Linked DNA regions of Mus musculus: regions 1, 2 and 3 are each linked to region 4. The links are chromatin loops, found by intact Hi-C in ENCODE. Cell type or tissue: gastrocnemius. All regions are shown on one strand.

Evidence for each region. A loop is a pair of places that touch in the nucleus more often than their neighbours do. Peaks named below come from ENCODE experiments on the same cell type or tissue, not always from the same donor. Only the 100,000 strongest peaks of a DNase experiment are listed, where the experiment ranks them.
Region 1: it touches region 4 in a loop (2.6-fold over the local background); 2 of 42 quality-filtered maps call a loop at or near these places.
Region 2: a loop joins it to region 4, with 2.1 times the contacts of the local background. A loop is called at or near these places in 4 of 42 quality-filtered maps.
Region 3: it touches region 4 in a loop (3-fold over the local background); 3 of 42 quality-filtered maps call a loop at or near these places.

What each region holds. Positions count from the first base shown.
Region 1 is chr6:115,596,540-115,604,539 of GRCm38, forward strand. It overlaps Mkrn2 (makorin, ring finger protein, 2), which reads left to right and starts at 5,399. Exons shown (of 8, transcript NM_023290.3): 1 at 5,399-5,474. The coding sequence starts at 5,449. In gastrocnemius, CTCF peaks have their summits at 4,420 (motif pointing right) and 4,999 (motif pointing left); DNase peaks (open chromatin) are centred at 4,955 and 5,327; H3K4me3 peaks cover 1,909 bases; H3K27ac peaks cover 1,499 bases.
Region 2 is chr6:115,618,695-115,626,694 of GRCm38, forward strand. It overlaps Raf1 (v-raf-leukemia viral oncogene 1), which reads right to left. Exons shown (of 17, transcript NM_029780.4): 10 at 7,597-7,714; 11 at 4,770-4,854; 12 at 4,183-4,359; 13 at 3,122-3,168; 14 at 1,515-1,633; 15 at 1,091-1,222; 16 at 865-999; 17 at 1-715. The coding sequence ends at 572. It also overlaps a transcript of Mkrn2 not described here. Among named protein-coding and RNA genes, the nearest start is that of Mkrn2, 21 kb to the left of the region's middle. In gastrocnemius, a CTCF peak has its summit at 7,555; no DNase peak of the experiment used is centred here; H3K27ac peaks cover 2,826 bases.
Region 3 is chr6:115,542,986-115,550,985 of GRCm38, forward strand. Tsen2 (tRNA splicing endonuclease subunit 2) reads left to right here and starts at 1,706. Exons shown (of 12, transcript NM_199033.2): 1 at 1,706-1,743; 2 at 4,837-5,045; 3 at 6,928-7,009. The coding sequence starts at 4,857. Gm36355 (a long non-coding RNA gene) reads right to left here and starts at 1,662. Exons shown (of 7, transcript XR_869382.3): 1 at 1,357-1,662; 2 at 1,132-1,256. In gastrocnemius, a CTCF peak has its summit at 3,494 (motif pointing right); DNase peaks (open chromatin) are centred at 1,742 and 3,491; H3K4me3 peaks cover 1,560 bases; H3K27ac peaks cover 1,251 bases.
Region 4 is chr6:115,714,677-115,722,676 of GRCm38, forward strand. No RefSeq gene overlaps it. Among named protein-coding and RNA genes, the nearest start is that of Gm24008, 5.2 kb to the right of the region's middle. In gastrocnemius, a CTCF peak has its summit at 3,799; no DNase peak of the experiment used is centred here; H3K4me3 peaks cover 1,754 bases; H3K27ac peaks cover 2,637 bases.

The DNA of each region.
Region 1 (8,000 bases), 120 kb before region 4:
CATCAAACCCCATAAAAAGTGGATTGAAATAATGTGTCTTAATAAACTTTATTTAATGCACCAGCTTTGTAAACAATTATTTTATATATGCGCTATGTGCACCAACATGAGTTCATGTGCAGCACCCTAATGCAGGTCCCTGAAGAGGTCAGAGGTCATTGACTTCCCTAGAGTTACAGGTTGTTCTGTGCTGCCTGCTGTAGGGGCTGGGAACTGAACCTGGATCCTCTTGAAAAAGTAGTAAGCTCCCCCACCCCCGTGTATCGCTGGCTGTCCTAGAGCTCTGTGGACCAGACTGGCTTCTTAAATCAACTACACTTCTCTTTAATCCTACTCCTGCCCAACTTTATTTTTTTTAGGCAAGGTCTCAAATAGCCCAGGTTAGCCCAAAATGAACTTAAACCCTGCCTCCAACTCTAGAATGCTGAGATTCCAGGTATGCACTACTATACTGGGTACTTTTTGTGTCAACTTGACACAAGCCAGAGTTACTTAGGAAGAGGGAACCTACATTGAGAAAGTGCCTCCACCAGACTGGCAACCTGTAGTGCATTTTCTTGATTGATAATCGATATGGGAGGATCCAGCTCACTATGGGTGGAGCCACCCCGGCTAGTGATCCTGAGTGCTATGAGAAAATGGGCTGAGCAAGCTATAGGAGCAAGCTGGTTCAAGGCAGTCCTCCATGGTTGTGGCTGCACTTCCTGCCTCAAGGTTCCTGCCCTGAGTTCCTGGCCTGACTTCCCTCGGCGATGAAAGGTTGCATAGAACTGTAAGCTAAAATAACCCCTTTCCTTCCCAACTGACTTATAAGCATACATGGTTTTTATCATACCAGTAGAAAAGTAGCTAAGACAACCATCATGCATGGTTTCTGCAGTGCTGGCGTTTCACCTGGGATGTGCACGGAAGGAAAGCACTTTACTGAGCTATACCCTGGCCCTATGAACAAGATTGTTCTCTCACTCTCTATCCCCATATTCTCTCCAATTTTCTTCTCACCCCATCCCCTTCTCATTGAATCCCTTCTTTTTCCTCACAGCCAGACCCCCAGTTACTTTGGGATGTATGTTTTTTTTTTTTTAATTGCCCACTGAGTTTCACTAAGTCTGTTTGCAACAGCATGAATAGGAGTCATTTACTTGAGCATGGGCAAGTTGCTAGTGGCTCTCTCCAGGAACCACTAACTTCTGATTGCTGCCTGTGGAGAGGTGAGTGTCTATGAGTCTCTCCCCCACCCATGACAGGATGCTGATGAACCTAGTATTTTTCTTTTTCTCCTTCAGATAGAGTCTCACTGTGTAGTGGCAGATCTGTATTCACTATGTAGACCAGGCTGCCCTCAAACTCATAGAGACCTGACTACCTCTGCCTCCTGATTTAAAGGATTAATACTAAAGGCATTGTCTTAGTTGCGGTTTTACTGGTATAAACAGACACCATGACCAAGACAACTCTTATAAAGGACAACATTTAGTTGGAGTTGGCTTACAGGTTCAGAGGTTCAGTCCATTATCATCAAGGTGGAAGCATGGCAGCATCCAGGTAGGCATGGTGCAGGAGGACCTGAGAATTCTACATCTTCACCTGAAGGCTGCTAGCAGAATACTGGCTTCCAAGCAGCCAGGATGAGGGTCTTAAAGCACACACCCACCGTGACACACCTCAACAGGACCACACCTTCTAATAGTGCCACTCTCTGGGCCAAGCATATACAAACCATCACATTCCACTCCCTGGCCCCCACTGGCTTGTTCAAACATATGAGCCTATGGAGGACCATACCTAAACATAGCATAATTCAAATACATTTAATCCCACTTCAAAGGTCCCCACAGTCTATAGCAGTCTCAATAATGTTAAAAGTCCAAAGTTCAGAGTCTCTTCTGAGATTCATCCAATCACTTAACTGTCATCTTCAAAGCAAGACTGGAAACCAACTGGGCAAACTCCAAACTGCATCTCCATGGCTGGTGTCAAAGCAGTCTTTGTATCTCCAACACCTTTTTCATCTTTGTTGACAGTAACAAACTTTCTCCTAGTCTGGTTCCACTGCTTTTTAGCAGCTTTCCTCAGCAGATCGACCACAGCTCTGGCATATCAAATATCTTGAGGCAACACGTCAATGTTACAGCTTCTGTTTCAATGCCTGGGATCCACACATGATCTTCTTTGCTCCTCCAAAGGGCTCCAATTGGCACTTTCACCAATGGCCTTCCATGGCCTCTCACAGTGTCAAGCATCAGCTGCTCTTCATGACCCCTTCATGCCTTCAAAACCAGTACCCCCTGGGTGACTCTTACACATTACCAAGTCCAGCTGCAGCATGAGGTACAACCTTGGCTATCTCTGGAACACAGCTTCTTTGTGCTCTCAGAAGACACTTCCCAGAAGATTTCACCTCAGTGATGCTGGCCTCTTCTAAATCACCACTAATTTCTTAGCTCCAGATAACCAGCATCAATTTTCCCAGTAGTCCCTTTAATTCTGGACTCTAAAGCCAGAGCCATGTGGCCAAAGCTGCCAAGTTCTGCTGCTTGCTGGGGCTGGAACATGGCCCCATGTTCTATTACATTATCACTAACTAGCTTTCTGTTTTCTAACTCCTTCACTACCTAACCTTGGCTATCCTGGAACTTGCTCTGTAGACTGACTTTGAACTCAGAGATCTGCATGCTTGTCTCCTAAACACTGGGATTAAAGGTGTGGGCCACCAAACCTGGATTTAAGTTTTTCTTCACCTGCCGGGCGGTGGTGGCACACGCCTTTAATCCCAGCACTTGGGAGGCAGAGGCAAGTGGATTTCCAAGTTCAAGGCCAGCCTGGTCTACAGAGTGAGTTCCAGGACAGCCAGGGCTACACAGAGAAACCCTGTCTCGAAAAACTCCCCCTAAAAAGAAAAAAAAAAGGTTTTTCTCTACCTAGAACTTGCTCTGTTCTAGGCTGGCCTTGAACTCAGAGATCTGCTTGTCTTTGCCTCCTGGGATTAAAGGCTTCTGCTACTGGATCTAAATTTAGCTGGGTGGGATCTTGCCACAAAGTCACCACCCCCTAAATTCAATTTAATATCCTTCAGCTCCATTTCACTTCCTGGTGCCCCTTTAATACTCAAACCATATATTTTTATATTTTTCCATTATCAGCTGGCTGCACTTGTTTAAAATGCTCTTCATGAGGCTTAACCAGAAAACAAAGTCTATGATGGGCTTTTCTGAGGCTTCCTTTGTCAATGCAATCAATCTGTGTCTCTTCACTTTAGCCTCAGGCAGACTCTTCAGACAAGAGCATATTCTTCACCAAAAATACCACAAAAACAGTCTCTAGCCCACAAACTGAAATTCTCCCCTGAAACCTCTTGGGCCAGGTCAGCACAATTCAAATCACTCTCAGTAACAAAGTCTTCCGTATTCCTGCTAGGATAACCCACTAATCCCTTTTTAAAGCATTCCACTGCTTTCCAAATCCAAAGTCCCCAAATCTATATTCTTCCAAACAAAAGCATGGTCAGGCCTAGCACAGGGTTTTACTGCTGTGAATAGACACCATGACCAATACAAGTTTTATAAAGGACAACATTTAATTGGGGCTGGCTTACAGGTTCAGAAGTTCAGTCCATTATCATCAAGGCAGGAACATGGCAGCATCCAGGCAGGCATGGTGCAGGTAGAGCTGAGAGTTCTACATCTTTGTCTTTTTTTTTTTTTTTTTTTTTGAGACAGGGTTTCTCTGTATAGCCCTGGCTGTCCTGGAACTCACTTTGTAGACCAGGCTAGCCTCGAACTCAGAAATCCACCTGCCTCTGCCTCCTGAGTGCTGGGATTAAAGGCGTGAGCCACCACGCCCGGCTCTGCATCTTTGTCTTAAGGCTGCTAGTGGGAGACTCACTTCCAGGCAGCTAGGATGAGGATCTTAATGCCCACACTCACACTAACACACCTACTCTAACAGGGCCACACCTTCAAATAGTGCCATTCTCTGGGCAAGCACATACAAACCATCACAGGCATGCACTACCACAATTGGCCGTGGGCACAGTCTTCTGCAGATCTTTTGTAGGTAGCCACAGCTACTGAGTGTTCCTAAGTCTAAAGCTATGTCATGTCGGGAGACAGCATTCCATGGCACTCTCCCAACCCTCCAGCTTTTACATTCTTTCTCCCCCTTCCATGATATTCTCAGAGCCTTGCTAGCAAGGTCAGGGTATTGGCACACATGTTCTATTTAGAGCTGAGCATTCAGAAGTCCTTACCTGTTTTTACAGTGTACCACCTCTATAAAATGAAAAGAATACCCATAATGTTTCCAGAGTACTATGCTGTTCATTTTTTCTTCTTCTTCTTTTTTAAATTTATTTATTATATGTAAGTACACTGTTGCTGTTTTCAGACACACCAGAAGAGGGCACCAGATCTCATGATCTCATTTCGGCTGGTTGTGAGCCACCATGTGGTTGCTGGGATTTGAACTCAGGATCTTCAGAAGAGCAGTCAGTGCTCTTAACCGTTGAGCCATCTCTCCAGCCCCCTGCTGTTCATTTCTATACAATGCCAACTCAACACAATAAACCAGGAGACACTTTTTCAAAGCTGATAACACAACTGTAGTTTGCAAAAATCCAAATTATATATATGTACATACTGCTTCAGTGTCTGCCTCCAGATTCCTGCCTTGAGTTATGTACGTATGTATGTATGTATGCATGTATGTATGTATGTATGTATGTACACAAAAAGATCAGTACGGGGAGAGGATATTTGGTGTGGATATAATCAAATACATTGTACACATGTATGAAATTATCCAAAAATAAATAAATAAATAAAAATTCTTACTAGAGGATGGCTCAGTGGTTAGGAGCACTGGCTGTTTAGTTGGGGACCAGGGTTCAGTTCCCAGCACCGACATGGTAACTCACAATCGTCTGCAACTCCAGTTTCAGGTGATCTAACTCCCTCTTCTGGCTTGCACCAGCACTGCATTCCACTTGGTGTACAGCCACACATGCAGGCAAAAACACTCATATCATAAAATAAAGATAAATAGTAAAATTACTTTTATCATCATTAACATCATCAATCATCATCATCATCATCTTAAAAGACTGCCTTGAGAGATGGGGGCCGAACCCTAGAAGTAAGGGCCTCGCAGATGATTGGTAAATTCAGTATACTAGACATGCTCAGACCCTTAGCCTCAGAAAGTTGGGATCCGGACTACTAAGGAGTAGGGACCTTCCGGCTCCAGGCCCTGGCGGAACCCATTGTGATGGTGGTTAGGTTTCCGGGCGGCACCTTAGAAGTAGCGCACGAACGAGGGTGGCGCGCGCAGGAGTGACGCGACTCCGCGGGGGGCGGGGCGGGGCGGGGAAGGGCGGGGCGGGGCCGGGCTGGGCCACGGCGCTGGCGGCTCTGAGGTTTCAGTGCGACTCCAGCCCGTGGCCCCGCCGCCATGAGCACCAAGCAGGTCACCTGCAGGTGAGTGCGCGGCCCCTCTGGGCCTTGGGCGCTGCGGGGCAGCCAGGGAGGGAGGCGAGGGGCCGAGGCGGGCGGTGGCGGGGGGCGGACAGCGCGGATAACGCGCAGGAAGGCCGCATAGAGGCTAGAGCGGCAAGAGCTGCTGCAACCGCGACTTGCAGAGAGTGAGCGAGGGCGATTGCGGGGAAACACGGGCAGGTCGCATTTCTTATCCAGCATCACCACTGAGCCTCCGAAGAGTCCCATTTCGAGATGCAGGAAACCGAGGCCACCAGAGGTAAAGCGACACCCATTTAGGAACAGAAAGGCGGCTTGTTAGACGAAGTGGAAAGCAGAAAACTATTCCGTGACTACTATTTTGAAACAAAAATAGTTGGGTTGAGTAGCAACGTACTAACTTGGTGACGAGCTTGTGGCTGTCATTGGGGTCTAGTCCTGTGAGTTTGCATGCTCAGGAGGTGCAGCTTGGGAAGTAAGGCTTGTGAGAATCCCGACTGTGGAAACCCAAATTTCAAAAGGCTCCAAAATCCAATACTCTTAAGATACCTAAATAGAAGGCGGGCGGTGGTGGCGCACGCCTTTAATCCCAGCACTGGGAGGCAGAGGCAGGTGGATCTCAGTTAGTTGAAGCCAGCCTGGTCTATAGAGGGAGTCCAGGACAGCAAAGGCTACACAGAGAACTTTTTCAGGGTATGTGTATAAGCATATGTGAAATGATGAATTCTGTGTTTAGACTCTTGTACTATCCCCAAGACCTTATGTACATGAAAATACTGTAAAGTACAAAAAAAATTAAAGACTCTCCTGAGCCCAAGCTTTTTGGATTAAAGGAGCCTCGGCTTATACAGACTTTAGTTGGTTTCAGTAAATTAAGAAATTGAGATGTAGTTTGGATATGTGGTAAGCATTTAATGACCTTGTTATTTCTCATTAGTGCAGACTCCTAGAACTAATACCTTTATGAAGAGTTCTGTTCGACTTAAGATATTAAGGGTTGAACCATGTACCAAGGTCCCAGGTGGTTTATGTTAAGTAGTAATCAGAAAACTGCAGTTTGTGTATGTCTGTGTGTGTCTGTGTGTATGCATATGCTAGTTTTGTGTTAACTTGACAAAGTTGACATGAGACATCATCATTTGGGAAGAGGGAACCTCTTGGTTGATAACTGATGTGGGAGGACCCAGCTCACTGTGGGTGGTGCCACCTCTGGGCTAGTGGTCCTGGGTGCAGTAAGAAAGGCTGAGCAAGCCAAGAGGGTCAAGCCAGTCAACAGCACTCTCCTTGCTTCTGCATTAGCTCCTGCCTGGAGTCCTGCACTGGCCTCCCATAGTGATGGAGTAAGACACTTAAGTAGAAGATACCTACAAGTCTAAGCTCTCCTCCCAAAGTCGCTTTAGGTCCTGGTGATTTATCACAGCAATGGGAACTTTTCGGCAGTCCTGTAACAGTGCTTGCAGGTCATCGCTACTAGAACGTCTCTGTTGAGGATGAGTGAATGGGTACTTACTCCCTTCCGTCTGCAGGAGGACGTGTTCCTACCACAGTGGCCTTTAAAGCAGACTCAAGCTACTTAGAAAATAACCTCTAAAACTCTGCTTGTTTACAGTTTTGTTGTTTGAGACAGAGTCTCTCTGTGTATATCCTGAAACTCTCTATATGTATCAGGCTGGCCTTGAACTCAGATCTGCCTACCTCTCCTTCCCATGCAAGAATTAATTGCCACCACACCTAGATGGTTTTGTTTTTTTGTTTTGTTTTTTGTTTTTGTTTTTGAGACAGGGTTTCTCTGTATAGCCCTGGCTGTCCTGGAACTCACTCTGTAGACCAGGCTGGCCTCGAACTCAGAAATCCGCCTGCCTCTGCCTCCCGAGTGCTGGGATTAAAGGCGTGCACCACCACTGCCCGACTCCTAGATGCTTTTTAGTTCTACCACTTAAAGGCTTTCCTAAGACACGTGTCTACAAAACCTTCATGTAATGCTTAAGCCCGGCCATTTTGATTCTCCCCCTTTGTACCCGGAGATAGTTTTAGCTCTGTCTCACAAATAAGAGAACCCAAGATGTGGTGCAGGTAAGAGTTGGAATGCTGGGGCTAGATGGGTTGACTAGTGTTTGTGGTCTTCTTTCTGCTGCCTTGTCAAGTCATAGAATGTGTAGTGCTGTATAGTGCTATACCTGGATGAAGCATGTAACGAAGGAAGGCTGTATTTTGACTCTCAGTTTGCAGGTACAGCCCATGACAGAGGGGAAGGCATGGTGGCAGGAGCTTGTTGTAGCTGACCTCATACACTCAGACAGCAAAGAGTGCTGGTGCCGAGGTCACCCTTCCCTTTTTATTCAGTCTTGGGCCCCAGCCTAAGGATCGACACCTCCACACTCAGGATGGGTCTTCCCACCTCTCCCTCACAGTTGTGACAGGAGATTTGTCTCCTCAGTGATCTGCAGTCAGTAGCATCCATCACAACCTTGAGATCTGTCAACTCTATGAACATCTTCCACAGTGAAACGACCTTGGTATTGTCAGGTT
Region 2 (8,000 bases), 96 kb before region 4:
CCTGGCTTTCTTACAGACAAGGATGTGGCTACAGATAGGGTTGGGCCGCGGCCCACCCCATAGGGGCAGCTCCTGGAAGACAGATTCAGCACGTGGGAGGCTGCCAAAGGTGGAGCACCGCGCTTGGAAAGCCATCCACACAGGACACCTTAGACACAGTTTGTCCACAAAGTTCTGTAGTACCAAAGCAGGCTCCCCCAGGTGGCCAGGACTCCATGTGCAAAACTGGCACTGCACCACTGTCCATATAGGCTCAAGGAGCCAAGTTCCCAATTGCATGTCCCTGCAGCAGCCGGAGTGCCCTACCTTCTCCAAGGCCACTTGCCCTACAAATACTCAGCTGACTTGTATACCTCTGGAGCTGAGCAGGCTTTCTTGGTGGACAGCTTCCATTTCCAGGGCAGGAGGGGTAGAAAAGAAGGCAATATGAAGTTAAGGCCCTGTGAGTAGTCTAGGTCCTTAGCAGCAGCAGCTTTTCCAAAAACATGCATTCTGCCCCCAAGGAAACAGAAAGTGGTGCCTGCTGACTCTTCTTCGTCCCCTGGTGGCCTAAGAACAGCTACATCATCAGCTAGAAGACTGGTAGCCTTGGGGATGTAGTCAGCGTGCAAGCATTGATGTCCTCAGTGTGAGCTGCCCGATGCAGGGAAGGCTCAGAGGCGCTCCTGTTGATTTTCGGCAGAGAGTGCTGAAGCAGCTCGATGGAAGACAGGATCTGAAACAAGGCCCCACGTGGTCTCATTAGTTGGAAACTTGGTATCTCCCCAACCATACCAAGAGCTTGTGGAGGTCCTCTCTCCACCGACCCAATCCTGGCCCACATTTACATCCTTAGAATGTTATATTTCAACTGAGCTCTCTAACCTGGGGAAACAAAGGTCTCTCTTCTTTGACTTTCTTCACACAGTCAGCCACCAACCTCTTCATTGCCTTGGGGCAGTTCTTGTAGAGCCTGCTGAGATCAGGGGATGCATACCCACGGCCTACCATGAAGATGATCTAAAGAAGAAACAGTTGAACAAAGGAGTCTGTGAAGGAGAGTCCCAGGACTAAGTAGCCCCTCACTGTGTCGCCCGGCCATGCAGATCACCTGGTCTCGGTTGTTGATGTGGGCGTAGGGAAGCTCCCCAGCCATCAGCTCGTACAGCACGATGCCGTACGAGTACACGTCGGACTGGAAGCTGAACGGGTTGTCATCCTGCATCCGGATTACTTCTGGGGCCTGTAAGGATGAAGTGTGTTAATCCCTAGGGAATGACCTCCAGAGACATTGAGGAACCAGGCTATTTTAACTAGTCAGGAAGGAAGTTCAAGTCCTTAGCCCAGGGTAGCTCCTCCCACAAAACCCCACAGGCGCTGGCCTCTGTTGCTTTGCCAGGATATGCGGTTTTGCCTTAAGCTAACTGACACCACAGATCAACCAGACCCCCATGGCTGTGCAGAAATGCTGTCAAATTTTGCACCCTACTCTGGCCCAGTAATTCCATCATGTTGTGTGGGGCCAGCTTCCTCACCATCCACAGCACAGAGCCAGTGGGCTGTTCAACCTGCTGAGAACCACTCCAGCGTGACTTCACTGTTGCCAAACCAAAATCTCCAATTTTCACCGTGAGGCCTTCATGGAGAAATATATCTCGATGCTTGTTAAGGAGACTGACAGTTTATACTGTTTATAACAGTGCTTCTGGCCTCCTTCACTTCACTACTAAATCTTTCAGGAGACAGGGAACGATGGCATGCGCACACTCAATTACAGGGCCCCACACTGCTTATCCCCTCTGCCTACATTTGGTACTCAGGTTTACCACCCAACTGGTCTACATTGTGACTTCTGTCAGCTTACTGCTAGGTAACAGGCAATTTTGGTCTGATTTGTGACCTGCTGATTTATTGGAATTCAAGCCTTAAATCTTGGCCCAGTGCTTAGCTGCCGAAAAAGAATGACCTCAAGAAAGGAGGTCATGGCCACCGAATAAGCATAGCTCATTGGCCATGCAGAACAGCTGAGTTTAACCACCCTGCCATGTGCCATCTTACAGCATGAAAGGTGCAGTTGGTAAGGAGATGCTATTTCTAACAGTGGCCTCTAGGCTGACTTCTGTACATTTAACAGAAAGTAGCCATTTTGAAATTTCTGGAATTCTGGGATACTGGTTCTAAGATGCTAATTCCAGGAGACCTTAAGAAATATTGTGTCCTTTGAGTTAAAAATAGGAGGTCAGGTGATTAGTGGAATTTTGGTTGAAGTCTGACTCACAATAGTTACAGTGGGCCTTCAAACTGTTTCCCCTGGGAAAAGCTAAATGGAAGCCTTTAGCAGGGTCTCTGCCAGGGATGGGAACCAAAAGTGTCACATCCCTGGCAGAATTGCAGCAATCAGTGCTACCATCAAAGACTTGAAAGATGCAGGGGTGGTGATTCATGGCCAGTACAGAAGACAGATGGACTGTAAAAAGTGACAGGCTATACCAGATGTGGTGTCCTTACTTGAGCAATTAGCATACTTCCTGATATACGATGTGTAGCTACTGACCTAGCAAATGCCTTTTTCTTTGGTATCTGTCCATAAGGACCACCAGAAGCAATTGCTTTTGATTAGAAAGATCAACAGTAAACCTTTAACTCTCCAGCCTTGTGTCATAACTTAGTTTGAAGGGATCTTGTTCATGTCTCTTCTACAAAATATCACATTGGTCTACTATATGGCTGACATTATGCTGGTCTGAAAAGTGAGCAGGAGGCAGCAATCACTTATGACTTGTTGGTATTAGATACATGCATCAGATACTTTCCCATCTGTATGCAGGCTTACACCTTCCATAGGCTCAATAGAAATAGATGCAATAACCTTCTCAAGCTATATTCTGGATAATCTAACCAGGCTGAGTTCAAGTCTATTTCAAGTGTGTATCGCCTCAGAAGGAATTATTTCCAGATCACTGTTGGTTAAAAAAAATAATAATAAAACCTTAAGGAACTCTCATGATCACCATGTTTGGCTTCTCAACTATATTTCTATTTTCCTTTAAAAGTCCCCTTCTCCCCATTCTGGCACCATGAACCATGTGTGCAAAAAGGCCCTTTTGGGTCCTTAAGCTGAGAACTCAATACCAAAGGATACTGTTGGATTTCATGTCTCTGTGGATGATGTTCTTTGCATGCAAATAGCTGTGAAGGAGAAAAATCACTCAGTTAACCACCTCACTGCCCTTCAGCTAACTGGTGGGTAGCACTGTGCTCTGCATATTGAAACTTGGATTTGCTCTGCAAACCAAGCCAGGCATTTCACCTCACATTCTGCCTATCCAAGACAAACCCAGAAGTGGGAAGGCAGATTGTCAGAGGCCGGGGATGGCTGTGAGCTGGATTTTTTTCTGGGCGGTAAGAACACAGAATGTAGTAATAGGATACAGAAAAGCCCCCAAGCCATACACTTCCAAAATAATTTGTATGGTATTTGAATTGTACCTGTGCTGCTTATGATTTAGAGTTCTGTATGAATTTTTTTGTTCTTTAGTTTTTCGAGACAAGGTTTCTATTTAGTCCTGCCTGTCCTAGAACTTGCTCTATAGACTATACTGGCCTTAAACTCAGAGATGCAACTTGCCTCTTGAATGCTGGGATTAAAGATATGCACCACCTATCTGGCTTCTGCATGACTTTAAGACAGAACGAAGCACTTATTTTGTAACACACCAACTACAGTCACCTGGCTGTAAGCACTAAGGAGCTCTGCACCCTCACCATAAGGGCACTTGGGAAACAAAGCTAAAGAGCACTGCCTGGTGGTCACCTGGTCACTCCACACCATGGGAGCAGAGACCCTAGAGATGACCTTTGAAAGAAAATGGATAATCAAAAGAGACAGTTTGGGTGTCAGGCAGCTTACAACTGATTCCAGCCCCAGGGGGACTCCTGAATACTGGCACTCATACCTACACAAAGATCCACATAAATATACATAATTTTAAAAAAATTTTTTGAATTGTAATTGAGAAAAGTGCCGGTGAGGAAAGGGTATCTCCCTGTAGGCCATGGCTGAGTGGACGGTCAGGCTGATGAGAAACGGGAACTCCGGACTTCCCATCCATGAATATCTGCTGTCAAAGAGCCACTCGATCCAGTCCCACAAAAGCAGCTCAAGGGTTCAAGCCACAAGGACTCACCAAACCGTGTACTTACTCCATTCCCTGAGCTGTCTGTCGGGCAATGTCAATTAGCTGGAACATCTGGAATTTGGTCTCCTGGACATGCAGGTGTTTGTAGAGACTGCTGCCTTCACACCACTGAGTCACAATCGCCAGGTTGTCCTTTGTCATGTACCCCATGAACAGCAGGATGTTAACATGCCGTGTTTTGCTAAGGGGAGGAGGGGAGCACAGCTGTGAGACCATCCTTTGTCCACCTCCACGCTAGCTAGCCTTGCTTACAGAGAATGCACTTTGCACAGTCTGTCCAGCTCATCCCTACTAATCTAAGAGTGATTCCGTGACTACACTGAGGGTTTGAGCTCCAGAGCAAAGCAGATTAGCTATAAAAGATGCTATTAGCTATAAAAAGAAATAAAGGTTCAAAACAATCTCACTACCACAAACCAAACCCCATAGAGCTGTACAGAGAAGGGGTGTGTCCATGAAAAGGGCTCTTCTGGCTTCCAGCACATATATACACTGGAGGAGGACCGTCCCTTAAAACCTTAAAACCCACAGCAGGTGCTGACCTGCACAGCCTGGCCCTAGCTAACCCTGCTGTCCAGGGACTAGGCTCACCGCAAAACAGCCACCTCGTTCCTGAAGGCCTGAAGTTGCTCTGGAGTTGGGTCAACCACCTTTAGGATCTTTACTGCAACATCTCCTGCAAATTAATTTGTAGTCATACTTGTTATATAGTCTTTGTTTCTCAAATACCTTAGGATCTATGTGCATCTTACCTTGTTTTCTTTTGTTTTGTTTGAGGCAGGTTCTCACTGGGACCCAGGACTCATTGACTAGGGTTAACCAGTGAGCCCCTTTCTACCTCCCCAGTACTGAGAATGCAAGTCAGTACAACCACAGCTGAATGTTTATGTAACTGCTGGGGCTTGAATTCAGATCCTCATGTTTGGATGGAAAGCTCTTTTTACCAACTAAGCCACCTCCCAGCTTTTCAAAAAACCCTAATTCTAAGGAAGATAGGGAGTCACTTTTCAAAGAACATATATGCAGGTAGAACAAATATGCCAACTAATATACATCAAGTGGGTGAGACGCTTCAATGCTACTCATACCCATGGAGGCCTTCAACAAGCGCATATCCACTTGAGCGTCAAGGTAGGTCATATGAGCTAGCTCTACAGCTTTACCCTGTGAAGATAAAAGTAGTGCCGAGGCCATGGGTAGCCCACCAAATACAAAGTGATGAGGAGGCAGGCCCTTCTCAAGTTGAAAGGGGTTCTTTACCAGTGGGAGCAATAGGGATACTGAAACCTTGCTGCGTTGCAGCGTGTACGTACAACTACTGAACTTATTCTGCAGAGAGGAAGTAGAAATAGAGGTCCTATCTTCTAAATAGAGAACTAGAACAGGGAGGTAAGTAGACCCACAATCCTGTCTTTTAGTAGTGGCAGCAATCCAAGCAACCTCTCTATATCCTCAGAAACACCCAGGAGTCAGCTTGCTTTCAGAGATAGTTAGAAGTCTCATTCAAATATGTTTTATATAGAAGTATTAACAATAATAAACTTGGAACCTTGTAAAGATCCCAGTTTGGGGACAAGGTTAGGGAAAGGCGTTGAGACAATGTTTCATCCTGTAGTCCTAGAACCCTAAACCAGGCTGACCTTGAACTCTCAGAGAACTCATCTCTGCCTCCCAAGTATGCCACCACTTCCCTGCAAGGACTTTAAATTTTCATAAGGCTGGCTAGAAACAGAGGCGGGGGCCAGCCTAGGCTACATACCAACACCTTGTCTAAAAAAACCAGTCGGTTACCCATGGCAGCAATGATCAAAGTCTGAGTCAGTTGTGAACAATGGTAAAGGCAGGGTTCCCAGGAGGTCCCTGTCTTGACCCCTGTGAGCTCCAGATTATCATCTGTACCTGACCTGACAGCTGACATGTCCCAGCACCGAAGGAAGGCACAGGCTGCTGGAGAGAATGCAGCTCATCTGAGTGAAAGAGAAGCAGTGCTGAAGCCACCAGTCCAGCACAGTGGCCAGAAACCATGTGTGCCCCAGGGGCTGCACTGGCCAAGGAAGGAAGATTGCTGCACGGCTGTGAAGTCTGAGACAAGATAGTAGCTGGGCTCAAAGACTACTGAGAAGTGAGGAGTGTATGGAGGTAGTGGACTGTAAGCACTAGGAGGAATATTAGAAAGGATAGTCTAGACTGCATCAGAAACAAAAGTAAGGAGTCTTGTGGACATGTAACTGAGCACTCGTAGAACAGAAGAGCTAGAGAAGAATTTGGTGCAATAGCCCAGGTGAGGGCAGGCTTGGAGTTACAATGGCAAACAAACTGGGAGGGCTTGGGGTCGAGGTGAGAGATGGGTGAGGGGGTCAGGTCAACTTAAGTGGTGAGGCCAGGAAAATGGTTGGTCGCCAGGTGCCTGCAAAGGCAAAACTTACAGGCGGGCTATGATAGCAGGAGGGAGGCTGGAGGTGATACTAAGCAACCCTTCAAGAACAGGCTCTGTTCACGGCCCACTGCAGTGACAGCATTCCTCTGCAGACCAAGAGACAGGCCAGCAGGGCATTACTTAACAGTTCTCAGTCACTCTAAGAGTCACTAACCAACTCTCTGATCTATGCTGTTAAGAAATCAACTGTTCATACGACGACTCAGGCAAAGCAAAAACCCATATAATGATGTGCACCGAGAGAAGTAGATGCTGTTGTTTCCAGAGGAATTTGGATGTCTGCACACTTTATGCTCAGAACTTGTCTCCATCTCTGCCCCATTATCTATAAAGGTTATCAGCACCATGTCTGAACTGGGGGGTGCAACATCAAGAAACTTTATAAGCACATACAAGAAACCCCTACTTTTACTGCTAACATCCTAAATCCAGGTGTTAAAAACCTGGTATGGAAATGGTTAAGTATGTTGCCAAATGATTCAAGCTACAACTACAGAGTTTAAGCTCAAATCTTCCTTCTGAGAGATCAAGTATTCCCCCTGGCACAGGAAGAGATAGCTACAATTAAATCTGGGGCCCAAAGAGAGACACTGGTCAGGAAGTGTCCAGTTTTCCTGCACTAAGATGATCAGGAGCAGACAGCTCCTCCTTGTACCTGTTATAAGGTCCCTTCCAGCTGTTGGTGTCAAGAGTACACTTCACCCAAAGCAGCAGACATCTGCTCATGAAGAAGCATGTTCCATGAGCACCACTAATATTTCACTCCAGGGCTAATACTTGTTTACTGGTTTCTAAGCACCACGGGGATTTTATTATACCAATTAAAATAACGTAAGGTTAAAATGCTGTGAAATTTCAAAATTGATTTGATTGCCAGGTATGATCAAGAACCCATCCAGAAGGCCACCATAAACCAAGAAACCTTCTCTGCTGGAACCTAACCACCAGGGCCCTGCAGCTGGAACCAGGCCCCAAACTCACCATGCCACTTGCCCTTGTACACAGTGCCAAAGGAACCTGACCCGATCCGAGTAGACAGCATCACCTCACTGGCTTCTATTTCCCAGTAATAACTCGAGTCTCTCTGCCCACGAGGCCTCTGAAACAAGTGGAGATCATTCATAAGCCATGCTTTCAAAGAGAGGCTCATCCTAGCCCCATCTGTTCCTGCTTCCTTTAAAGATGGCACTGTCACTGCAGCTACACTTTCTGTCTTTGAGGTGCCAGTTTACTGAGCTGTAGCCGAATGGCAACGTATAGGATACGAAGGTGCCAGGGAGCACTGGCATTCATTTCCCTGTAATATATTTTACTAGGTTCCCACCCCCAAATATTTAATTTGCAAGAGTTTATCTTGATTGATCCCTGAGTGACTCAATAAAGTA
Region 3 (8,000 bases), 170 kb before region 4:
TAGTATACTGCCCAGCCTTGAACTCCCAGCCTCAAAAGATGCTAGCTTCTCAGCTACCATAGTAACTGTGACTATAAATACATACCACCATGTGTGGGTAGGAATTATCTTCAAATAGTCCAATAAGGAGGTTGAGATATGAAGAATATGAAAGAAACAAGATAGCAAAAGTTGGAAATGTGAGAAACATTTTTATGTTTTGTTTTGTTTTGTTTTTATGGACCCCAGGACCTCTGCATGATAGGCAATTGCTCTACAACTAATTCACACCCCAACCTAGGGAAGGGGAGGGTGGGGAGGAAGAAAGGGAGGAAGGGAAGGAAGGAGGGAGGAAGGGGAGGCGGATTTCACTATATAGTCTAGGCTGATCTGGAACTTGCTATGTAGACCAGACTGGTCTTCGATTCATAGAGATCTGGCTGCTTCTTACCAAATGCTAGGATTAAAGGCACTCACCACCACACCTGACAGAAACTTTACCTGCCTGTCTGCATTCTTTGTTTTACATTTTGTTGTTATCTTTTGTGTATTCTTAAACAGTTTCATACAGTGTATCTTGACTACAGCCACCCCCAGCTCTCCCCTCCCATCCCTCTACTTGCCCACACATCCCTTCATCCCTTCCTATCTTCATTCCCTTTGCCCTTTATCTTTTTGGTCATCCATCAAATACAGTCAGTACTGCCGGCTAGAAGGTTAACTGATCTTTCAGGCTTGATCTTGACCACGCCTTATGTAGGTACCCAAGTCTGCTGTGAGTCCGTGAATGCCTTGGGCTCTGTCATGTTCAGAAGACAGCACTCTCCCATCCTCTGGCTCTTGCCTCCTTTCTGCATCACCCTCCTTTTCCATGTTTCCTCAGCCTCGGGCAGGCAAGGGTTAATATAGATACCCCATTTAAAGCTGAGCTCTCAGCAGTCACTTGCCAGCATTTTGACCAGTACTGAGCCTGTGTAGTCACCACAGCCCTCTGCAGAGAGGAGCTTCTCTGGCCAGGGGCGAAGGTAACACTAAGCTGTGGGTATAACCAAAAAAATTGGAAGTAGCTGGGCCTCTTCATTTAACAAGATACTAGTCAGTTTCTCCTCAGGGCCTTTGACTTCCTGAGACTTTAGATCAGGTTTACAATACCAGGCATGAGTTCCCTCCGTCGAACAGCCTCAGAGTCAATCAGTAATGTGGGTTTGCCTCTGTAACCTTCGCACCATTATTGCTCCAGTGGGCACATCTTCCCTGGTAGCATTCAGGGTTCACTGCTGAAAAAAATCTCATATCACACTGAGGTCAAGGGCAGCCTTTTGGGGCAGGTTGCTTCATATCTCATCTCTAAAAAATGGACCTTGTGTTAGAACTTACAGGCAGTGAGCACTGGCAATGCAAAGGCAGGTGTCCCTCCATGAGTTCAAGGCCAATCTGGGCTACAAAGTGAGTTCCAGGCAAACCAAGGCTATACAGTGAGACCTATGTAATCTCAAAAGGAAAACAAACAAACAAACAAACAAACCTTGGGGGTTGCTGTGAGAATTAAGGCGGGATATATTACCCCTTAGCCTTCCTCATTAGACTTAGCCGGGGGATGGGGCGGAATGTATCGTCAGCGGTACAGTGCGCAGGCGTGCTGTGCTAGGACACAGCCAGTCCCTTTTGCGGCTGCGTGCAACTGGTTTTGCGGCCGCACTGCTTGACGGCTGCAGCGCCGCCCCCCGGTTGCCGGGTAACGGTGGGCGCGCGTGGCGGCGAAAGGTAAGACTGAGTAGTCCTGTTTCTCGCGTTCTGTGTCCAGCGTGCGAGCGACTTCAGGCGGGAGCGGGGTGGGAGCTGTGGCTGTCACTCAAGCGCGCATGGGCACAGCGTCCCGAGGGCTGCGGAGCGCTTCGCTCTCGCTGACAGATGCCATCTGCCCCAGCCCCAAGCTGGTCTGCCTTGGCCCTCAGCCCTGCACCTCGGCCCAGGAGCTGTGCAGTGGGGGACACAGATGAAAGTGTGTTTGCAAATGATGAGGAGCCCACGAGGGGCTGAGGATGGGACTCGGTTGGCAGCCTGTTGTCTACTCCTAGCACCGCATCCAACCAAGCTGCTGCCCGCCTGTAATCCCAACTTCCAGAGATGGAAGCGAGAGCATCAAGCTGGTTTTAAGTTTCCTCAGCTACATATCACGTTTGGAGCCAGCCTGGGCTACGTGTGGCCTCATCTCAAAATAATAAATAAATAAATAAATAAATAAATAAATAAATAAATAAAATACATGCTAAGAGACCATGAGTAAGTTTGCCATAAGAGAGGCTTCTTTGACCCCTGATCCAAGAGTGTTGGAAAGTGATATGGACCCACCTTTTACTGTATGCTTTGTGCTTGGATTGACGGTAGAAGCATATAGAGCGGGGTTGGGCTGACCATTGGGTGTCATGGTTCGTGCTTTTAGCTGTAGTACATGGGAGGCTGGGGCAGAAAGATCATAGTTTAAAGCTAGCCAAAGCTGCATAACAAGGCCACGTGTCAGCAAAACCGAAATTTTTAAATGAATATTAGGCTAGCAGATTAAGAGAAGAATGAAGGACAGGCCTTGCTTTTGATGGACAGAAATATGCTTTGTGGTGCTCTGGTGACAGGCATGAGCAGGTTTCTCCTTAACAGTCTTTGCAGATACATTCACACACACACACACACACACACACACACACACACACACACGCTGCAAGCCATTCTTCTCACTTGTACAATGGGAATAAGAATGTGGCTGGGCAGCCGGGCGATAGTGGTGCACGCCTTTAATCCCAGCACTTGGGAGGCAGAGGCAGGCGGATTTCTGAGTTTGAGGCCAGCCTGGTCTACAGAGTGAGTTCCAGGACAGCCAGGGCTACACAGAAAAACCCTGTCTCGAAAAAACAAAAAAGCAAACAAACAAAAAAAAGAATGTGGCTGGGCTGGGACTGTGGCTCCTTTGATAGAGAGTTTTCTTTGAATGATCCAGGCCCTGAGTTCAATTCCCAGCACTAGGAAAAGAAGCAACTAAAAGCCTTTATATCCAGTCCTCCAGACCACCGTCCTGGTCTGGTCTACCCTATACATATGTACCTGGCTGTATGTATCTGCTTTATGACATGTAACGTTCGAGTACTTTGTTCCCCAGGGAGCCAGAAGAGGCTTTCTGATCCCCTGCAGCTAGAGTTGCAGGTGGGCATAAGCCACCATGTGCATGCTGGGAATTGAACCTGGGTCTTTCTTCTGGATGAGTACCTACCAAGCCTCTCTCCATCCCCGTGCGTGGTTATCTTTGACACGCACTTGTCCATTGTTCTAACTTCCTTGGTCCATCTTTCCTTCTGTCTTTATTGACATTCCTGGCTTCATGAGAAGTTTCGTGAACACCTTGGCCAGGGCTTGATGTTTCTGTTATGACCACCGCCACCACGACTGTCATTTTGCAGGTGTTTGCCTGCCTGTGTGTCTTGTCTGTGCTTATCATGCATGCAGTACCCACAGAGGCCAAAAGAGGGCATTGGATCCTTGGGACTGGAGTTACTGATGGGCATGAACTACCCTGTGGATGCGGAGGGTGGAACCTGAATCCTCTAAAAGAGCAGGCAGTGCTCCTGCCACATCGTTTCCTCTTTAATGGTCATGACACCCACCTCCTCAGTAAGCTCCCAGTTTAAGTCATGTGTAGACCTGACCCTAGACAGCTGCAGGTTCAAATCCCCCACCGGCCTGGTGAAGCGTCTGTCAGTTGGAATGTACACACTTGCATGGGCTGTGACTCAGCAATGCTCGGTGCTGGTAGCCGGCCCCAGCTCCGTGTCACATCCAACTCACTTTTGTGTGTATTCCACACTGGTTTTGTCTCCTTGGGTCAGAATAAGTAAGACCCAGAATAAAGAGGTCTTCACATCAGCTTCCTTGGATCCTTCTAGGTAAGTCTCTACCTGGTTGGTAGCTGTGTGGCATCTCACTCAGACCTAGACCACAGTAAACAGATGCAAACCTGTGTCTGAGCAGGAGCCACAGAGAGGGCCTGGGCTCTGGTTCCCACAGCCCTGATGTTAATCCAGTGATGTCATTCACAGGGCCCTTACGGGCCTCACTGACCTGAGTGTTGCCTTGACTGTAAAATGGCATTGCTGGCGCTCACTTCATAACCAGCATCATCAGAGTCTGGGTGATGCCACTCTGCCAGGCCCTGTCCTCTGTGAACCATGGCTGTGAGGAGCTGGGTTTCTACCCCTTTATAGATGAGCTAAAGCCCAGTGTCGGTGGGACTTTTACCAAAGGTTTTCCAGCTAAGATGCAGCAGCTTCCTGATGGTGGTGTGTACACTGCGGTAGCCAGCACACAGGGTAGAATACAGCACGGACAGCCTGGCTTCAGTCCCTGCACACACCCACTGGCGTTTCGTAGGACATAACTGGCCCCTAAATGACAGTGACTCTGCTATGATTCGTGGATTTCCTTCTCCCTGCCCCACACCCCCCCCCCCCCCGAGACAGGGTTTCTCTGTGTAGCCCTGGCTGTCCTGGAGCTCACTTTGTAGACCAGGCTGACCTCGAACTCAGAAATCCATCTGCCTCTGCCTCCTGAGTGCAGGGATTAAAGGTGTGCACCACCACGCCTGGCTCAAAGACAGGAATTCTTAAGGCCTTGGTGTTACCAGCTTCAGTTAAGGTGATGGCACTGGCTTCTTAGAGGTCTTAGCATCTGAGATACCCCCGTGACTGATGTCCTTATTACATGGTGTCTTCTAGTTCATTGTTTCCCCCAGAGACCAGGTCAACCTGGTTCTGATTGTGCTGGCTCTGATGGTCCGTTTTTACTGACTGGTTCCTCTCCTTTGTTCTCTAGAGACCTGTTATCCTTGAAGAATGGCAGAGGCAGTCTTCCGTGCTCCTAAGAGGAAAAGAAGAGTCTATGAGAGTTACGAGTCACCACTGCCCATCCCCTTTGGTCAGGACCAAGGTCCCAGGAAGGAATTCCGAATATTCCAGGCTGAAATGATTAGCAACAATGTGGTGGTGAGGGGCACAGAGGACATGGAGCAGCTGTATGGGAAGGTAAGCCCAGGCCGTTCTGGTTCCTTCCTGGGGACACCCCAAGCAGCCACCTCCTCTTCCAGGTTCCTCCCAGAACCAACTATAAGCAGCAGCTCTGAAACTTCAACTGTAAGCCTGAGAGCTAGACATGCCCAACCACAAACCAAAAACACAGGGTGAAGCGCTGTATAGTAAAGACAGAGAAGTAATTTACAGAAAGATAATGAGTAAAGACTTGACAGTCATCCCTACTGACTCCTGTCCCTTCCCAGAGGTCACTACACAGTGGCATGGGACCCATGAGCCAGGGCCTGTGGAAAGTTCCCCAACATCTCTGCTCTCTCTCTCTCCTTGCTGGCATTTGTTAGACAGGACAACAGATGAGACCCACTCTCCATCTCGTTTTTATTGCTAGGACACTTTAAAAGCCAGCCTGATAGAGAGATGACTCAGCAGTTAAGAGCAGTGACTGCTTTTCCAGATCTGATCCCAGCCCCAATATGGCAGCTCACAGTTATCTGTAATTCTAGTTCCAGATGATTCAATACCCTCTTCTGGCCTCTGAAGGCACCAGGCATATATGGTATACAGATAGACATACATGCAGGCAAACACCCATACACATAAATTAAATATGACTGGTCTTAAAAAGTAATTGATTTTTTTTTTACCTAAACTGATTGAGATGTAGTTTATAGCCATGATGTTCACTCCTTATAAGCATACCTTTAATTCAGTGACATTATAAATTAATGGAGCAGTGTTCTGTCATCAGAATCCAGTGTTAGGGTTTGCTAGTTTGGTTTGGTGCTGGGGTTTGCACTGAGGATCATGTGTTCCACCTCTGAACTGTACCTGCCATCCCCACTGCCATCCCCACCTATGACAGTGAATCCTGCTCCTGCTCCCAGCTCAGGACTATGACAGGCATTCTGCCTCGCTTCTACCTTCTCTAGAGAGTTTACAGTAATGTCAGGGGCCTCAGCCTCGGGGTCCCTGGGGACCTGGTGCATTAAGGCCTCATTGGGTCCTATGTGCCTACAGTTCCCTGCTGAGGCCTTTGTTTGTGACTAAGGTAAAATGAGGCTTTACACATACTGAATAAGTTTTATTCATCTTATTACTATTTGATTTTTTTTCTGTTTATTTATAATCAAAACCAGGAAGATTATGTATTTCGGGGAAAACAGCAGGAGAGAGAGGGACACTTCCTCTCCAGAGTACAGAAGAATCCAAGAATACCTATGTCTGCAGTGGGTATAGCTCTCACTCCCAGGTACACTGTGTTCCTGGGCCACATGTGAGAAAAAGCTGCCCCTGCCTGTCCTAATGCCTTCAGGGATGCCAGACACAGGCCAGGGTAATTTGTCATGAGAAAGACGAGCTGGTGCTGAAAGCTGGAGGGCTGCAGAGATGGATCCGTGGGCAGAGTACACAAGGTCCTAAGTTCAGACCCCAGCCCTATGGGAAATAGTCAACACTGATGGCATGCAGATGTGCACACGTGCACCTGCACACCCACATGTGCATACTGCACCTGCACACCCACATGTTCACACGTGCACCTGCACACCCACATGTACACACGTGCACCTGCACACCCACATGTACACACGTGCACCTGCACACCCACATGTGCACACGTGCACCTGCACACCCACATGTGCACACGTGCACCTGCACACCCAAATGTGCACACTGCACCTGCACACCCACATGTGCACACGTGCACCTGCACACCCACATGTTCACACTCGCACATGAACACCTACACACACTATACGCACTGCAGAGGTGGGGGTGTGATCACTAGGAAATCGGGGAGACGTGAGGCTGTTGAGTAGTGTACCCCACTGCAGCTGGAGCCTAACCACTGAGCAGCGCCCGTGTCTCTTCTTGAAAGGGTTACTTTGGAAAGGGGATTCTTTCCAGAAGCCGTCCAAACTTCACAATCGCCAACCCCACGCTGGCTGCCAGATGGAAAGGTAAGCCGTGTCGCTCTCATTTGGTGCTTACGAGTCCTGGGGACATGGTAAGTTCTGAAAGAGAGGCAACACTGACAATGAAGAGCAGAGCAGCTACAAGAATTTGCATCAAAACAGCTACTTGTTCTGTTTAGCTTGACTTTTTTTTTTTTTTTTTTTGACTGTCTCACTACTTAGCCCAGGCTGGCCTTGAACTCAGAGTCTCCCATCTGCCAGCAGATCAGGCAAAAGGATCTTTTCTAGTTCTTGGAAATGCGTTGCACCTTCCTTCTGGAATGGTTAGAAGCCTTTACACATATAGGGCCTTGATTCCAATCCTTTGCCCCTCAAAGACAGGAAAACTATTAATCAAGCTTTTTGTTACACTTTGCCTGGTAGGATGCTGTGTGTAGGAACTTCTCCCTGCCTGTGCTGCTGTCAAAAGGAGCTCGTTGGTTCAGAGGTAGAATTTACAATAACCATGGCATTGTTAAACCGATTTATTAACATGGGCCTGGTGGTGGGCAACTTGGTGGATAAAAGTGCTTATCACCAATCCTTATGACCTGAGTTAGATCTCCCAGATGAACTGTGTTAAGAGTTTGTATGTGTGTGAAATATACATATATTTATATATACATATATTGTTATATATTTATAGATGAAGGGGTTTGTTCATATATATATATTTATATGATTTATTAGAGTGGCTTACAGGCTGTGGTCCAGTAGTCCAACAGTGGCTGTCCGTCTCCTTATAGGAAGTCCAAGAATCCAATAGTCCTTCAGTCCACAATACTGGATGTCTTAGCTGGTCTTTAGCAACCTTGGAACCCTGAGGAAGTAGGCTCTAACGCCAGTGAAGGAATGCCACAGCAGCGGGGTAGATGAACTGGAAAGTGAGGGCAAGCAGGCAAAAAGCGAAAGCTTCCTTCTTCTGGGTCCTTTTTATGTGGGCTGCCATCAAAAGGAATGGCCCAGATTTAGAGTGGGTCTTCCTACCTCAAATGAC
Region 4 (8,000 bases):
GGTTGAGAGATGAGAGGAGAGAGAGAGAGAGAGAGAGAGAGAGAGAGAGAGAGAGAGAGGCCAGTTATGAGCATGGGGGGGGCAAGGAGACAGAGCAAGAGCAGATTTTTAATTTTTTTTAAAGATTTTTTATGTATATGAATTTTTTACCTGTGCCGCGTAAATTCTTGGTGCTCACAGAGGTCAGAAGCGAATGTCAGATCCCCTGGAGCTAGAGAGGTGGGGAGGGTCATGAGCTGCCTGCCACATGGTGCTGGGAATTAAACCCAGAGCTTCATGAATGCTAGGCAAGCGCTTTGTCCACAAACCACATCCCCAGGCCCCAGGATAACGTAAAAAGACGGATTTTTATGTATGTATCTCTGCGCGTGCCACATGTATGCAGGTGCCCACAGAGGCCCTGTTGGAACTCCCTGAGCTGGAGTTAGAGGAACTCATGAGCGGGCCCAACGTGGCTTCTGGGAACTGAATTCTGGTTCCACAAGATCAGTATGGACTCTCTCTCTCTCTCTCTTTTTTTAATTCTCTTATTTACTCACTTTACATATTGATCTTGAGCCCCACCCCTCCTCCCAGTCCCACCCTTCCAAATCCCTTCCCCCACTAGCCCATCTCCTTCTCAGAAAAGGGGAAACCCCCATTGGGTACCACCCCACCCTGGGATATCCTGTCCCAGTAGGCCCTAAGCACATGGTGTGCCACTGAGACCCAACCAGGCAGTCCATTAGCAGGAAGGACATCCAGTGGTAGGCAACAGCCAGAGACAGCCTCCTCTCTGATTGTTAGGGGACCCGCATGAAGACCTCGGTGCATTTCTGCTACAAATGTGTATGGGTCCTGGTTCAGCACTTGCATGCTGTTTGGTTGATAGTTTAGTCTGTGAGCCCCCATGGGTCCAAGGTAGTTGACTCTGGAGTCCCACATCTCTGTCTCTCTGTCTCTGTCTCTCAGTCTCTCTCTCTCTCTCTGACTCCCTCTCTGCTTCAGGTCAGGGGACATCATAAAGAAAACTGGCATCAATATTGTCATGTGTACCTTTTGCCACATTTCCAATTATGTCTGAAGCACAGTTGCTGGATCACAGAAGGACGTCTGGAGATAGGATCGCCTGCAAGTCCAACGGACTTCAAACTTGATTTGATGCTAAGGGTAGCCTTGAACTTCTGCGTCTTGTCTACACCTACCAAGTGCTGGGATTACAGGTACACATCACCACACTGTCTAGGAGAGCCATTCTATGGCTCCTGCTAGTGGCAGCCAGACTGCTTTCTCAGAGTGAGGCCCCAACACAATTGTAAGTTCCTCCCTAACAGCAAGCTCTTATTTAAAGTGGTTTTCTTCACTTGCTAGAGAAATTACTCCCTCCCCAAAGTTTTAACATTAATTTATCTGGTTATTAGAGACAATAAACAGCTTCATACCTTTAAAAAAATAAGCTTTTAAAATAAGAATAAAAATGATGATAGGTTGGGCATACCTTTAATCCCAGCACTCAGGAGACAGAGCAGGCAGGTCTTTGTGAATTCAAGGCCAGCCTGGTCTATACAGTGTGTCCCAAGCCAGTCAGAGCTACAAAGTAAGACGCTGTCTCAAAATATAAAATAAATTAAAATATGGTTTTAAATATTTCTTTTATACATTGGATTGGGGAAGACATTTGCATGTCATCCTGTTTAGTCTCCATGCATCTCCGGTGTTATTTTTTTCCTCTTTCTCTTACAGACTTATTTTGTTGTTAATTACATGTAGATCAGCATGTAGGGAAATGGAGACATGCATGTAGTGGTGATGTGTTTATTAAAAGATAAAGAGGGGGGATATGTTTTATGGCTGTGTGGTGAGGTGTGGGGGAAGGAGCCATCGCAGGGCCCATGCTGAGGCATCCCTTCCTCCTGAGGGACCAGCTATAGCACCATAGTATAGAAAAGAGTTTATTCAGGATATGGGGAAGGGAGTTAGGGTAGTAGAGGTGGAGAAAGGCAGAGAGAGAGGGGAGGGGAGGGGAGAGGAGGAGAGGAGGGGAGTAGAGACTGGCCATGAGGAGGACTGAGCAGGAGCAGGAAGGCAAGAGCAAGAGAGAGCAAGAGAGAAAGGAGGGGGCAAGCAGCCCCCTTTATAGAGTGTCAGACATACCTGGCAATCCAGGTAACTGTGGGGCAGAGCTTAGACAGAATGCTAACAGTGGGCATCCAAAAGATCCCCTCAGAGGCCAGAAATGTGCTTTGGCTCTCTGTAGCTGGCGTTGCAGGCTGCTCTGAACTGTACGGTGTGTGTGCTGAGTACCCTGTGCAGGAGTTTAACTGTGATCCATTTCTCAATTTCTTTCTCCATTTGTTAGCCAGATTTCTGCTTCTTTGACAGTTCTGTAGAGAACCAAATTAAAAAGAGGAAAGCTTCGTTCTGGCTCATGGCTTCAGACATTTGGGTTTGTGGTGAGGACAAACATGGAAGCTGGAGCCAAAGGAGGCCGGTTGCCGAGTGAGTGCAAGAGAGGCAGGAGAGGGCTGGAGCTGGGCGGCAGAGTCCACGGAATCCAAACTTTCCTTCCAGGGTCAGGGGCCCTTGGGAGATCACGGAGGTAAACAAGAGGTCACCTTCTGGGAAAGCAGAAACTTGCGAGAATCTGGAAGGTCTTTCTCCAGCTTTCCAGAAGGAATAAACAGCTGTTGGAACAGACTCTGAGCAGCCCAGCTGCAGAGAGGAGATATCTTGGATCTGTCAGCTGCCTGCATGGTGTACAGAGCGCTTCAGGGTTGCTGCTTTTGTGAGTCGTCACTCTGTTTGGGGCTTTTTGGTGATGCAGCTGTTTTTGAGCCACACCTGGTACTGTAAATAACCCCTCACCCACACTCCTGTTAGCAGACCAATAAAATCTCACTAGTTTAACCAAGTTGGACCTTGGTGTGGATGTTTCTTGGTTCTGTCATGGGGTTGGTTCCCTTTCTGAGAGAACAGATGTGTGTGTGTGTGTGTGTGTGTGTGTGTGTGTGTGTGTGTGTGTGTGTGTGTTTGTCTCCCCAGGAAGTCTATCACACACAAAGACTGGTTCCCTTTCTGAGAGAACAGATGTGTGTGTGTGTGTGTGTGTGTGTGTGTGTTGTGTCTCCCCAGTAAGTCTATCACACACAAAGACTGGTCCAACCAGTCCCTTTGAGGACGTGCACCCAATGATCTCACAGCTATTCAGGTAAGCCCCGCCTCTTAAAGGTCTCAGCACCTCCTGCTAGTGCCACAGGGCCAGCCAAGATCCGGGCAGCAACGCCCCGCACATTCTACCACGGAGCCCCAGCCCAGCCGCTTCACAGTGGATTCTTCCTGTGTTATTACTATTCCACAGGATTTGCCTAATACTTATTTACCCAATACTTATCTGTTAAAATAACAAACCTAAGAATGGTCATTGCAACCCAAATCTTTCTGTTTTTACAACCTGAAGTCTCAGCATGCTCCAGGCAAACTCCCTCCTTCCCATGCCTTAATTGCCTCTTCATTTGAGGGAAACACCAGGGGGTTTGGAGTCCTACGGAAAAGATCAGGGAAGAAAGGCGATCCAGGGCTCAGCACCCCAGCCCTGCCGATCTGACCTCGTGTTCAGGAGTACTCCACTTTCCCACAAAAGGTCAAGGACGCTCAAGACTCAACAGAAGGCTCCAGGTGCCAGGAGCGAGCCTTGCCCCAAGCAGGTGCAGAGCTGAAATCCATCGACTGAATCTTAGAAACTTCCTGCTCAATGTTTTTCTCTGTTGCTAGGAAACCTGGTTTCCTTAGCTGGTCACCGGTTAGCACCCCCTCTTGTGTCCAGAAGAGCAAAGTTCATGGTTTCAAACTTACTCCCTCCACTTCCCTCCACTTCCCTCCTCTCTCTCTCTCTCTCTCTCTCTCTCTCTCTCTCTCTCTCTCTCTCTCTCTCTCTCTCCCTTTTCTCCCTCTGTTTCTTTCCTTCTCTGACTTTCCCTCTCTGTCACACACACACACATGGGCGCGCGTGTACATGTGGATGCAGGCGGCCTCAGAGACCACACATGTTGGATCTTCCTGGAACTGGAGTTGCAGGTCACTGTGAGCAGCTCAATGTAGGTGTGGGGAACAGAACCCGGGTTCCCTGGAAGAGCAACATGCACACTTAATCACTAACTCATCTCTCTACTTAATTTTTATCATGGAATACGTAGAAAAGTATCCAGAAGTCTGGCATGCCTTTAATCCCAGCACTCAGTTTTCAGAGACAAGAGGATTTGAGTCTGAGGACAACCTGTGCTACCTGTAGATTCTGTATCTTAAAAACTAAAGAAATGAGAGGGGCTTGGTGGCCCTTGGGAGGCAGAGGCAGAGGCAGAGGCAGAGGCAGAGGCAGAGGCAGAGGCAGAGGCAGAGGCAGAGGCAGAGGCAGAGGCAGAGGCAGAGGCAGAGGCAGAGGCAGAGGCAGAGGCAGAGGCAGAGGAGGCAGAGGCAGAGGCAGAGGCAGAGGCAGAGGCAGAGGCAGAGACAGGTGGGTCTCTGTCAGTTCAAGGGCAGCAGCCTAGTCTATAAATCGAGTCCAGGACAGCCAGGGCTTTGTTACAGAGAAACCCTGTCTAGAAAAACTAAACTAAACAAACAAACAAAAAACAAAGACAGAGGACTTTGCCACTCCCTTATTCAATCAGACATTGACTGCCCAGGAAATCATACATCTCCCGGATCTGCAGGGCTGTGCCTGCATTCTTTTTGCTTTGTGCTTAATTATCAGAATACATATTTAAAAATGGGAAGTTTGTGTAAATAAAGTCACACATTTCATTCAATCTAATGTTTATGGGCACTGGAGAGAAGGCTCGGCCATTGAGAGTGATTACGGATCTTGCAGAGGCCCAGAGTTCAATCCTCAGCACCCACTGGGTGGTTTGCTCACTACTGCCAGGAACTCCAGTCCCAGGGGATCTGACACCCTCTTCTGACTTCTGAAGGTACCGGGCACTCATGTATACATACTTCCACACAGACACACACATAATTTTAAAAAATTAAAATGATCTATCACACTATGTTTGTGAGGTTCATCAATGCTATTACATGAAAATGTGCTTTCTCATTTTCTTTTAAAATTAATAATTAGTATGTGAATGTATGATGTGGGGATTCAGCTGTCCACGCCACAGCGTAGACATGGAGGTCAGAGGGCTATGCCACGGAATTGTTTCTCTCCTCCCACCGTGTGGTTCCTGGGGATGGAATTCAGTTTTGCTAGGCCTGGGTGCTAAGCTCTCTTACCTGCTAAGTCATCTCGCTGGCACTGCTGTATAATATTTCAGTACATGACTATACAATAATTTCATTCTGCTCAGGGACATTTGGACTACTTTCAGATTGGGGCTGTCTTGCACAGCGCTGCTTCGAGTCTTCTGTCTTCCCTTATGCTCTGTTGCATGAGGCTGTGCTTCTCTCTTGGGTATCGATGTGACAGTGTATCTAGGTATACCTAGACAGTGTATCTCTGGCTGGCTGTACTAGATAATGCCAGAGAGTTTTCCAGAGTGGCTGAACAAATGCCTGGCTGATCCTGCCCAGCACACTGTTCATTCCCACTGCTCCACTCAGCAACATTTTGTATCACCAGATAGTAATTGTCACCTCTCTTGAGGGTGTGTAGCCCATGGTCATTTTAATGATTCCATATAATACAGTATATTAAGTATGTGTCTTCGAGTTTTATTGTTGTGAAGAGACACCATGACCAAGGCAATTGGAGCTGGCTTACAGTTTCAGAGGTTTAGTCCATTATCATCATGGTGGGAAGCATGGCAGGGTTCAGGCAGACCTGGTGCTGGAGGAGCTGGAGAGTTCTGCATCTTGATCTGAAGGCAGCAAAAAGACTGTCTTCCACACTGGGCTGAGCTTGAGCATATATAACCTCAAAACCCCCACCCCCACAGTGACATACTTCCTCCAACAAGGCCACACCTCCTGATAGTGCCACTCACTATGACCGAGCATTCAAATACATGAGTCTATAGGGGCCAAGCCTATTCAAACCCCCACAGCATGCCTTCACACATTTGTCAGTTGTCTGACTTTCATCTGAACTGAAATGTCTATCAAGAGGTGGAAGTTTAGCTCAGTGACAGAGCAATTGCCTAGCAGGTACAAGGACCCGGATTCAGTCATCGGCTCTGAAAAGAAAAGGAAAACTTACGCACAAAAACAAATGAACAAGCAGAAACAAAAAAAATGAATCAAGGAACATTGTTTAAGTTCATAAAAATTAATTTGTCAAGTGTGGTACTCCCATACTCTGGAGGCAGAGACAAGCAGATCTCTGTGAGTTAGAGGCCAGCCTGGTGCTCATGGTGAGACCTAGTCTCAAAAAAGGTGCTTATGCTGGGCGGTGGTGGCGCACACCTTTAACCCTAGCACTTGGGAGGCAGAGGCAGGCAGATTTCTGAATTCGAGACCAGCCTGGTCTACAGAGTGAGTTCCAGGACATCCAGGGCTACACAGAGAAACCCTGTCTCAACAAAACAAAACAAAACAAAACAAAACAAAAGGTGCTTATTAATTTTTGTTGTTCTTCTTCGTGGGGTTTTTGTTTCTTTGGTGTTTGGTTGGTTTGGTTTACACATGTGTGCTTCTGTGGAGGTGTCTGTGTGTGCTGTATGTACAGGCTAGAGGCAGGGCATCCTCCTTTCTTGCTTTCTACATTTTCAGTTTGTCTCTGACAGGGTCTCTTGATATAGCCCTAGAACTCACAAAGATCTGCCTGCCCCTGACTTCCCAGAAATCACAGGCCCACACTGCCATGACAGCTTTATTTAGTTTAAAATTTTTTATTTGCTGTGTGTCTTAGGGTTTCTAACTGTATGACAGAACACCTTGATCAAAAACACCTCCCTGGAAATGGCTTATTCAGCTTACACTTCCATATCACTGCTCATCATTGAAGTAAGTCATGACAGGAACTCAAACTGGGCAGGAACCTGGAGGCAGGAGCTGTTGCAGAAGCCATGGATGAGTGCTGCTTACTGGGTTGCTCCTCATGGTTTACTCAGTCTGCTTTCTTATAGGACCCAGAATGGCCACTTCAGGAATAGCACCACCCACAGTGGGCTGGAACCTCTAATTAAGAAAATGTCCTACAGCTGGATCTTATGGAGGCATTTTCTCAACTGAGGTTCCCTCCTTTCAGATAACTCTAGCTTATGTTAAATTAACTTAATACTAGCCGGGTGGTGGTGTCGCACACTTTTAATCTCAGAACCCAAGCGACAGAGGCAGGCTAATCTCTGAGTTTGAGGCCAGCCTGGTCTACAGAAAGAGTTTCAGGATGGTAAGGACTATACAGAGAAGCCCTGTCTTGAACCAAACAAGGCATAAGACCAGTCAGATGCTAGGTGTGGTGGTGGTGTACATCTTTAATTGGAACACTCAGAAGGCAGAGGCAGGTGGATCTCTTGAGTTCAAGAGCAGCATGGTCTTTATTGAGTTCCAGAACAGCCGGGCTACATATCAGAGAGACCCTGTCTTTAAAAACAAGATCCTTCTTTCTCTCTTTCTTTTTCTCTCTTTCTCTCTTCCCTTCTTTAACTTTTTATTGGTTCTTTGTGAATTTCACATCATGCACCCTAATCTACTCGCCTTCCCCTCCCCTCATACCTGCTTTCCAGTCTCGCAACTTCCCCACCAACAGAGAAAAAGAAAAGTCTCCTCGTTGTGGAAGTTGAAGTGTGTCACAATGTGTCCCACAGTAAACCCTTCTGTCTACCCTGATAACAAATGTTCATTGCAGTGATTCATTGGTCTGGTATGAGGCCTCTGGCTTGCTTCTGCTACTCCAGCAATACTGGATCCTCACTGGGGCTCCTCTCGGACATCCTGTTGTTGCCCTGTGTCATGGAGAGCTGTAGTGTTGGATCTGTAGGATCAGCTCCTTCATGCACCCCATCAGTTCATCAACGGGGTAGATGTTGGGGTGGGCCAATTCAAAGCCCTGGATCTGGGCCAGGGCGGTATCTGAGCAACCTGTC